Linked DNA regions of Mus musculus: region 2 is linked to region 1. Evidence: chromatin loops called from intact Hi-C (ENCODE). Cell type or tissue: left cerebral cortex. All regions are shown on one strand. Each heading gives the region's core, and the rest is flanking DNA. Links, peaks and the distances in the headings are about the cores only. Region 1 overlaps Sptlc3 (serine palmitoyltransferase, long chain base subunit 3). Region 2 holds the start of Ism1 (isthmin 1, angiogenesis inhibitor).

Region 1 (5,375 bases), core at 50-5,049:
AAGAGTAAAACCAAGCCAAACCTATCCTAACTATTACCAACCACAAGAAAACAGACAGGCCTTTGGAAGAATGGAGAGCATTAACTTGAGTTATTGAATAACTCAGAGAGCAGAAAATGGGACCAGAAACTAACACCACAGCCAACATCCATGGGATACTTTTGAGTTCATTTTCAGAACAACGTATATGTTAATGCACTTAAAATAACTCAGAAGTAGGAAACACCCTTTAATCCCAAATTTATAGATTGGATAATTGAGGCACAGACATCCTGGAAATTCTCCATAAAGATTAGGTAAGGTAAGGATGTAGACACAATGACTCTGGTTCAGGTGTTTCCATCTTTAACACTATGCTTATCACATCTTCAAAACCAGAGATTGGCCTCAGGATGAGGAGAAGTGAGTCCTGGAGTGTATAGAGACCAGCTCCCTTTATGCTTAGCCTGTAGTGCTTCCCCCAATTTGCATACATTGCTGTTTTGGGGTTTAAAGGCTTTTATGTCTAATCTTAATTTAATCAATGAGTGTGTCCTCAGAAAGAAAGTAACTAAAGATATATGTATATTCTTAAAGTTCATAGTAGTAGGGTCTTAGCAGAGACCTGTACATTCTGACAGTTTGTTTAATGGGAAGCCAAGGAACTTTAGAGATTGAGGGAGGATGAACAGTCCCCTGATGCATTAATGACAAGAAACTGAACTCTTAGATCAAGCGTAGTAACATCTCAGTTGGGAAGCATTCAGCACAAAGATCAGACAAAGAAACAAAGCAAAGCCTCCTTTGATCGAAATGCCCCTAACTCTAATTTCCTTTCAAAAACTGAGGAATCCCATAGGTCAGTCATAAGCATCTTTAGTTTGAACACGACCGCATCAGCGTATAATCACTCCCTTGAACATGAAGAGTGTCTGTCCTACAATATAATTACTTTGGACTGAGTCCATTTTGTCCCAGGCTGGGTAAAGGGTGTTTTCCTTGTGTGGCTGAGGAAGTGGAGTTCTGTAGTAACTTCTGGAGAGTGTCAAGGAAAGTCTACTGATTTCTTCTATTTATCTCCTGACTGGGTACAAGTCGTGAATTAAGGGTTGACTTTGGTCCCTTGCAAGGTGTGTCTGTATTGTGTCTTTCTTTGGAATGAGTTAGAGGTTCTCCCAGGGACAGTTTTCCAAGTCCTTTTTTTTAAGTCCAAAACCTTGATTATTTTCTTTACCCATAGGCCTGGAGTTCAAGGGCAAGGGTGGGTTTTGGGGAGGGAATCAGACAGGAGGCTTTAGAATAAACATCGTGATGCTTAGTCCATGACCCCATTTACTTCAAAGGACTGTTAAGTGCAGGCAGGGCTGAGAATACCAGAACAGAAAGGCTTCTGTAAGAGAATTGCCTTTCCTTGCTTCTCAGGCTGTTGGAGCTAACTATCACCTTCCAAACCTAGCCTTGTTTCCCATTTCCCTCCTCTAGAATTACAACCCTGCCGTCTATCGGTCACAAGGACAATCTCTGCCTCACTTATTTGCCAATCCTCACGGAGGCTGGGAGAAGGCAGCAAGTGACAGCGGACATGTAAGAAGTTGCAGGACCCATGCTTACAGGAGAATAGAGGATGAGGAATGCTGCGTACATCCTCCCAGCAGCTAGAGAAATAACTGAAATTGAAAATGGTAAAAGAAAAGAACCCGACCCTATCAACTCCCGCCTTGTTCATAGACACTGATAGTCCTGACGTGAAGAGTGATTATCTGAATTTTCACCTGGACCTTCATGGAAGGATAGCCTCGGCAGTGAATTGTTTACTGTCCGTCAGCAGAGCTCAAATTGCAAAAGACAAAAGCCCCATAGGCTTTTGAGAAAATACTTTGTCTTGGAATTAATCCTGATCAGCCAAGGTGAGTTTGTTACTTAGTAACAACTAAGGGGGAAACCGGAGACTCCCCATCAAACCTCTGCTTACTGAAATCTTAGCACCAGCTATTTTTTCCCCCTTCACTTTTTTCCAAGATGTATTCATCTGGTCCATAATGTGCAAAACTTGGCTCCACCAAGAGTCCCAGGACATCCCAGGTGTAGTTTTTAGGAATGTTGTCACTGTATACCAAGATTAACAAGACATTTCAGAGCCAGGCATTTTTATCTTTTTCTAGAGTTTTGAACCCACTTGATTGTCTTCAGGATTCGTGCTCTCCATTCTCTTGCTCAGTTCCGTGTATTGAATTGTTGTCTGTTTCTCCAAGGTTTTATACGTTGGTGTTTTAGGGTAGTGTATCTCAGTATGGCTAATGAGCCCCTGCCAAACACGCTCTAATTCATGATGCCACCTGGTGGTTAATTGAGATACTGCAGTATAACACAGTTATACTGTTAGGTTAGGAGGAGGAAGTGGGTAGGAGTGTAGGAGTTCTGATTAATGTAATAATGATAATTTTTACAATTGCCCGATCTTTAACCCAAAGGATCAGAGGTCATGTAGACAAGAGTATTCCATTTTTGAAACCCTGCACCTGCCTTCAGAACAGAGAACAGGATCCCAGGGAATTGTCCTTCCTGCGGCTAGTCCTGGGCCTTTGTTTAAAGTAGGTATCAAATAAAGGCACTCTGAGGAGAAAAATGTGACATCTAACAAGTCTGACACCATTTCAAGGATCTGCTTGCTTTAGTTTATTCAGGTGCCTTTGGCTCAGGAAACAGAGTTACGCTCGGTTAAAAGTTTTGTGGCTCAGAACTGCTGCTAAAGTAATCAAAGCCCACAGCCTCACAAAGCAAGGTAATCCGGATCAGACAGCTCCTAAATTTGAGACCCTCTGATCCTGCTGATGTGACAGTTAAGAAGGAAATATTTAACCTCTCACTAGACTTTGCTGAAGCCTTTGAGGGCCTGGCATTCCCCGTGTTTCTGGCATTACCTAGCTCATCCCCACAGGAAAGCACAGGAAGGTGGAAGTACAAAGCTTTGGCCATGGGAGAAAGTAGCAGTTACAAGAGGGCAAAGAACACTTAGAACAGAATTTTAGGCGTCTGTATGTCTCATGGTAGGTGGATAAGACGCAATCTATTGTTTTAAACCACTGACTTTTAGTGATAGTATGCTTTCTGCTAGCATACCCCGATTTGTCTAACTGGTTGAGCAGTGGGCAGAATTTTTGTTTCTTCTGGTCAGTGGGTAAGGAACTAGAAATGTTAGATATCTTGTTAAGAGCACCTCCATGCACTAATTTGGGGCCTGAAATGCCCTACTAGTTGGAGCTACACCACAGTCTCTTTGGGACAGATGTGGGCTTGGAGAGACAACTGACATGATTTGGAAAAGGGACAGGACATACGCTCTCTCATCTCATCATGTCATCTGAACCAATTTTTTAAAATCATTTAGAGACTAGAGAAGATGGCTTATCTAACATCATAGAAAAGAGTTATTTCTCAGAAAAATAATCTTAAAAGTCCATTTTTTATGCTGCTGTCATTTAGGTGAAAACTTGTAAAATCCATGAGGCTAGCCTCTTGAATACCTGAACTTTCTCCACTGTTGCTGTTACAACACACGCACATGTGCACACACACGCACACTCCTAGTTCTTTAATTTTTGAATTTAAAAATTGTATGCATGTCTTGCCTGCATGTGTGTCTGCATGCTATATTTGTCCAGGTTCAGCTGAGGCTTCAGATCCCTGAGACTGGAGGTACAGATAGTAGTAGGCCTCCAGGGGGCGCTAGGAGTTGAGCCCTGACAGGCAATCAGTACTCTTAACTGCTGAGCCATCCTTCTCTCCACCCCACTCCCTCATAGTTCATGTAAGGTTCCTTATTACTTCTGTGGCTCAGTATATTCTATTGCTTCTTTCTGAAATTGACTCCCCCACCCCCGACTATTTGTCTACAAGGCTGAATGGTGGTTATTCTACAATACTTCCCAGACATAGTCCGGCGGAGCTAATCTCTCCCAGGTACTCTACACAGTTTGTTATGTGACGATTCTTTCCACACTTTTCTTTACTCTGTGCTGCACGTGAGCTGAACTGAAACAGACATGAACTTCAGGGGGGTCCTGATTTCTGCTTCCAGAAATCTGTATCCAGGGTCTCTCCTAACACAAGAGGTTCCGTTCTTACCTTTTTCCCGCCTATATATCCTCCTGAGCCCGAGAAGCTCTTGGTGAATGTACCCATGTATACGTCAATATCTTCAGGGTCCAGTCCAAATAACTCTCTGACGCCTCGTCCCGTGGGGCCTGTACAGCCAATACTGTGAGCTTCATCAATGTACAGGTAAGCCTTGTATTTCTTCTTTAGAGCCACTATCTGGGCAAGGTTCACAATGGAACCTTCCATGCTAGCACAAAAGAAAAAAGGCTTGGTAAGTAGTGAATAGTTTTCTGGAAAGCTCCGTTAGTGTCCTTCCAGCGCACCCTAGAAAGTCAGTGTCAGGCTGCTGACAAGGAGCAGTCACACCTCTCTTCACATAGCATGTTTTTTATTCAGCAAAGACAACATTTCAGTCTTGTAACATTTCTCTGGGTGTCTACTCTACTTGAATAAAAATACTTTATGTTTGATGGATTGAGTGGATTGGGTTGTCAACCTTGATTCTCAACTGAAAAATGAACTAGCCATATTGCTAATTTGTTTGTAAAGCTGGTTATTGCAGTTAGAGAAATGCTTTTAGGATAGCTTTAAGAAAAGTGCACCACCCCGAATCACCTTGATCTAGCTGCCTTTTTTTTTTTTTTCAGTTTGTTTAACCAGGTCTGCCAGATCTGAACTGCTAAAGATTAAAGTGGGGAATTGAAAACACACAGAGCTTCAGACACCATACTATTAATTAGTGCACAGTAAAACACCCTTTAGTTCCCCACTCACCACAACTCAGTCTATGTGAGGCACCTGCCGGCACCCTTTCTCCATATTTCTTCAGAGTGATAGAACGGAAGTTTATCAGGCTTTAAAATCGCCTGATAGTTTTATGGCACAGGTCTCTGGGTTCCTCCTACAGAGATCCCAGAGGTGCATGGGGGTGGGGGGGGGGAGGGGGATGGTGGGAGGGGAGGGTGGGAGGGAGGGGAATGGTTTACGGAAGCATCCAGGATGATCTCACACTAGTATCTGGGAACAACACTTTGGGGACATTTATCGCTACTAACCTATCCTTTGCTTTAGACCTATTTTATTATTTATTTTAGTTTTCTAAGTTTTACATTTCAGTTTTTTTTAAATAACCTTAAATTGACAGAATTTCTTGTAATAACAGCTTTAGATTTGTAGAATTACTGGATGAAAGATAAAGAGGATTCTTGTATCCTCAGTCTTACCAAGTTTCTCCTGACACTAATGTCACCTATGAGTGTGGGGGCACCTTTTCTTTCTTTCTTTCTTTTTTTTTTTTT
Region 2 (5,375 bases), core at 202-5,201, 88 kb before region 1:
CTTTTATAATTTATATAATTGTGTTCTCATTATCATTTAATTAAAGACAAGTGAAAAGACTAACCAGAGTATTTCACAAGATAAAGTTATGTCAGAAAAAAAAAGTCATTCACAAGTCAACAAACTTGACAGTTCTATGAATTTTTATACAGTGAGTGCTGACAATCAAAAATGTCTTACTGGATATTTTCTGACCCACAAACCAACAGAAAGATTATGTTCTCAAAACATTTATTGCTACTTCATAGTAGCATATCTGCAGCGACGGAAGTCACAAAGGAAAACACAACAAAAAACCAATTTCTTAGAACTCCCTGGCACTGCCAAAGAAATCTTGTTAAGGATTCTAAATATGTTTCTGTATAGATATAAGCACAGATGCTATATAAACATGTATGCATTGGTAGCCGGTACAGTAAAACTATACATGTGTGTCAGAAAATGCAACATTTAAAAGTTGCCCCTCTTTTGTAGCCAGTATTATGGAGTTTACCAAGAACTTGGAATATGGATATATCATTTGATATACAATACACAAAATATAAGGCATACATTTTTATACTATAAAATAAGAAATACAAATTAAGGAGCTTCTAGCTCTTCAGTTATAGAGTGAGCTACCTAACTCAGTTTCCCCACTTAAAAGTGGGATGATAACAGTACCTAATTCGTGGGGTTCTTTATTGGGGTTCTTCTTCTTATTCTTTTTTTTTTTAGCTTAGAGAAATTAGTATGTGTACAGTGGTAGGGCATTGCTTGTCATTCAAAAGGCACTCAAATCTTTAGCTCTTGTTGTTGCTATTTTGAGTACTTTTGTTGGATGTCCAATCTTAAATAAAGGTGTATCTCTTTTTAAATAATTCTAAATACAGTGTAGCTGAGCCAAACTCACCAGTGCCTGCTTTATAATGGAAGGGATGCTCTGAATTTCTGACATCTAAGAAGGATTTTGGTAGTATAGACATTACAGAATCAAACAATTTAGATGGGAATTTAAGCTTGAGCTCAAAGTGTCCAGAAAACAGAAAGAATTTTGACATCACAGTTTTGTCTTCAAGTACACCTGCTGCTAGCAAATGCATTCTTTCCTATCCGGTAGACAGCAGATAAATGTCTTTTGCAGGTTTAACTGGCTATGTCCATTTGAATTATACTGCCTTGAGCCCAAGAAATAACTTTGGTCAGGAAGAATATAAAACTTTTATAAGAAGAAATTACAAAAAAAAAAAAGAATAAAATTACAAGCTAAACTGTTAAAGTCATCAGTAGGCTTAGTTAAGTGAAGGCTTTGGATGCTCACCATAATTGAACACTGTAACAAGATAAACTGAAGCTACTGGATTAGCAGCTACTTAGGGCTCCAGATATTCCTGGGAGCAGAACTGTTTCCAAATCCCCCATTTCTTCTGTTTTTCTTTCTTTCTTTCTTTTTTTTTTTTTTTGATCGGGGGTGGAGGTGGGGGGGGGGGCTGTTCTTCAGCAAAAGCCCTCTGAGAATCCCATCCAGTTCTACCAGCTGCTTCTCTCATTAAAGTACTGTTGGGGTGGAAAAGGCCAACCGGAGATTATTCTAATGATAGCAAGCACCTCATAAAGAAATCTGCCAAATTTACTTTTCCATAGAACATCATTTTTTTTTACAGGTTTTCATGAGTCCACGAGGAAAGAAAGCATCACATATAAAATACAATTTCCAGAAGCCTTCATGATAGTGAGGATTATTTCTTCAGTGTTTGGCATGGGGGAAATATCTGTTGCTGTTCAGGGTTACCCGAAGGGTAATGTGAGAGGCTCCTCCAAACCCAGATTGTTTTTAGAAGGGTTTGAGAACTTTTAAGCTTAAGGTTTGCATTTTTGCAGGCCTGGTTTGCATTTGTAAGGGTCACCTTGCTTTAGTCTGGCAGACAGCAAGCTTGATATAATTAACCAACAGGTGGGAATGTGTGAATTCTAACAAGTTTCTTAATCACTCGGTGCCTCAGTTTCGCAATCTGTAAGGCAGAGAGATTAACAATCTTGTAATGAGGGTTAGGATGAGATTAAATGAGTTAGCCCCTGCAACACTCTTAAAACAGTATCGTGGTAAACACCTGATGTAGACGTGTTTAAATAAACGCTCTTTTCAGCAACAGGTTATTAGTCTTTTAATGGCACAAAGATGTAAAAATCTCAACATTGCACAGTGACTAGTTTTAGTAGGGCCTGGCTTGGTTTCTTTAGAGAGTGTAGAATCCTGGCTGTTCCCTGAAGAAAATCCCAGCTCACTTCTACTAGTTCTGGTTTAATGCATGCTCTACCTCTAAAACCATGAGGCAGGCTTTCCAAAGTCATAATAGAAAAGCCCATGTGGGCAACCTTTACTCAGCAATATTCATTTGGCATCTCAAGACCTAATATATGCCCCCTGGCCTCATCTCTCCCCCTGGAGCCGAAACAGAATCCTGTTACTAAAAGAACCTTCAAAGCAGATGTTCACCGGGAAGAAGTTTAAAAGTCCCAAGTAACTCCAGACCAAATTCCTACAGGTGCCTTGACTATGGCCCTTTGCCTGGTACATAGGGGCATAAGAGGTGAAGGAATCACTCAGGCAAAGGTGGGGTGTCTGGCTAGTCTCCAGAAATAATGTCTTGACCTCTGACACTGCTTGCACACCCAACAGAATACTTTCTCCTAAATATAGCTTGGAGATTTATCTTATAAGGCCTCTTTATGTCGCCTCACCTCAGTCTCTCTTGCCTCAAGACAAACTTCTAAGTCTCTGGCAGTACTCAGCATCAAAAGCATCCTCCAGCCAGCTTATGCCTCCCAAGCCTAAGACTTCTTCCTGGTGCCAAACCTGTGACAGATCTGAGGCTTTCTCTAGGTAAACTTTGAAGCAGGCCTGGCCTCTACACATAACCCTTCCACCCACCCACCTTCCGCCCGATCCCCTAGTCCAAACTTTTCTGCTTAAACCCGGTTGCCTAGGCAAAAGTGCTCCTTGGTGGAACGGAGGACCCGCCTTCTGCAATGTACCAAGCTCTCTTGCTTAGTACCTTGCGGGCCACCCAGCTTCGTTCAACCACGCACGCCCCCTCCGGCGGCGCACTCACCTGCAACTGGGACCCGCTGACGTTGCCGGCGGCCGCGTCCTGCCGGTCGGAGGCTCCGGATCCGCGCAGAACCGTGATGTGCAGCGTGAGCAGCAGTAGCCCCAGCAGCAGGAGCAGTTCCGCAGCCAGGCGCACCATCCTCTTGAGTCGCGCGGCTTTAGGACCCCGCGCGACTGGCGGCGGCGGCGGCGGCGCCGCCGCCGGGGGAGGAGGAGTCGGAGCCCCCGAGCTCGACTGAGCGGCTCCCGCCTCGGCCCCCACCGGGGCCCCGCTCCCCGGGCCGGCAGGGCTGGCTCTGGGCTCGGCCGAGCGCACGGGGCCCGGGGAACAGGAGCAGCCGCCAACGCCGCCGCCACACCACAGCGGAGCCACCGCGGGGCCGGGGACGTCCAAGCCGGTGGCGGAGCAATCCCAGGAGCTGTCCGGCGGCGGCGATGGGGACCCGGGGCTGTCCGCGACCCAGGCCCGGCCAGGGTCCACCCTTCGGGCAGGGAACTGCGGGGGCGGCGGCGGGGCGGGCGCAGCCGAGCCCCCGAGCGCACATGGGCTCCCCAGATGTGGCCGCGGTGCCGCAGCTGGAGCGGGAGCGGCCGCCAGAGGAGCGCGGGGTTAGAGGCGGAGGAGGAGAAGGAGGAGGAGGGCTTCAGAGGCCGCCCGGAGTTACCTCCACTCTCGGCTCCCCCGCCCCCGCTGCCGGGAGCCACTCACCCTCGGGGCCACCACCTTCCTCACTCCAAGTTCCTTGGGACCTCTAGCTTCGTCGCCCCGCTCGCTCAGTCCCCGGATGGGCTGGCTCCGGGTCACCGAGGTTGTCACCGTTTGAGGATAACTGGGGGCGCCCCGCCGGCGCCTGCGTCCGCCTTCTCGGCTGTGCTAAGTGCTTGCTGCCGAGGTCGCTGTGGCAAAGGAACTAGCCCTCTGCTCGCTCTAGTGCTTGGGGCTGCGGGCGAGTGGGGGTCGCCCAGGCCACCTGAGAAAAGTTTATGGGCAAAGTAGAGCTGGAGTTATAGGAGTGGAGAACGGAGGGGCCAGACAAACCAGGTGTCTGCGACCCCACCACGCACCCTGACCTTGAGCAGCGAGTTTGGGGGGTAGGGGGTGGGGTGACACGGTGTCTGTCGGTCCGGAAGGGTCTTGACACTAGCTGCGGGGCTCTGGGCTGGCTGATCACTGGGTGCAGCAGACCGTGCGCCTACAGCGCCCTGGAGCGTCGGAAAGGCGGGTGAGTTGGATTCAATCCGCGCGCGTCTACTTAAGTGCGCAGGTGTCGCGTGGGAGGCTGCGAAGAACACGGTGTGCGCTGCGAAGGCGCTCGGACGTCAGTGGGATGCTGGGTGACTCTCAGCTTGGTAGACTCGAGTCTGGGGGCTCATCCTGGGGGTGCTGCGCCTGGAGGGGACTTGGGGGCTGCCGAAACGCAGCCGCTGCAACAGCGCCACCGCCTCATGACCGCGCTCCAGCCTCGGGCTCCCGGGAGCGACTCATGCCTTGCAAGTGGTGCGGCTGGCGAGCAGAACGGCTGGGTGATATATCTGGAGAGCGCGGGATCCTTGCCAACGAGGCTAGAGAGAACTGGGTCCAGCGTGGCTCTGGCTCCTGCCTTCCCCAAGTGGCTCGAGTGACGGGCACTCTGTTAGGCTGGAGACTTTTATACTGTGTTCCCTCCGCCTCCTTCCTCCCCTGAGCCAGCTCAGCCCTTCCCTCTCGGTGAGCCCAGCCCTAGTCAAGCGTGAGCACACGTTCCCACAACCCTTGTCACACATTGCCATTTCTCATCCGCAACCCAGGACCGTTGCACAAATCTCCTTAGGTGAATGAAATCAAACAAACAAATAAAACTTTCTTACCGGCACGCCACTTTTCTCTCTTTTCCTACCTCTTTCTACAATCACTAGAAACGGACAGAAGATTCCTAATTAAACTGTCTTTAGAGTTAAAATCTTTCTTTGGAAACTCTAAGATGAATTTCTTCGCCACTCCAAACGTTCCTCAGGTCGTCTTAGCATTTTCCAGAATTTAACTAGTTGTGGTTCAGCATGCTGTTTGCATCTGTTTGTATCCAGTTAACTTATTGCCTCTTTGAAAATGCTGGAAAACATCTTTAAAATTCTAGCCAAACCCAGCAGCTCATTAATAAATTGGCAGCTATTTATAAAGTGCGGGATGGGCATCTTTTCCTTTTCACTAAGGGTGGGTTTCCCCTCTCTGGCAGAGAGCTCTCTTTCAACTGTTAGGCTGCCTGGCTTCCCATTGCTATCTCTAGGCTCTAAAATACCAATAATT

What was found. Hi-C counts contacts between places; a loop is a spot of excess contacts. Peaks named below come from ENCODE experiments on the same cell type or tissue, not always from the same donor. Only the 100,000 strongest peaks of a DNase experiment are listed, where the experiment ranks them.
Region 2: a loop joins it to region 1, with 4 times the contacts of the local background. A loop is called at or near these places in 5 of 42 quality-filtered maps.

Annotation. Positions count from the first base shown.
Region 1 is chr2:139,588,441-139,593,815 of GRCm38, reverse strand. It overlaps Sptlc3 (serine palmitoyltransferase, long chain base subunit 3), which reads right to left. Exons shown (of 12, transcript NM_001356507.1): 8 at 4,105-4,324. Among named protein-coding and RNA genes, the nearest start is that of Ism1, 87 kb to the left of the region's middle. In left cerebral cortex, for the core only: CTCF peaks have their summits at 2,322 (motif pointing left) and 3,688 (motif pointing right); DNase peaks (open chromatin) are centred at 2,307 and 3,695.
Region 2 is chr2:139,676,525-139,681,899 of GRCm38, reverse strand. It overlaps Ism1 (isthmin 1, angiogenesis inhibitor), which reads right to left and starts at 3,722. Exons shown (of 6, transcript NM_001276489.1): 1 at 3,093-3,722. The coding sequence starts at 3,230. In left cerebral cortex, for the core only: CTCF peaks have their summits at 3,099, 3,715 and 4,546; DNase peaks (open chromatin) are centred at 3,128, 3,957, 4,417 and 4,641; H3K4me3 peaks cover 2,612 bases; H3K27ac peaks cover 2,057 bases.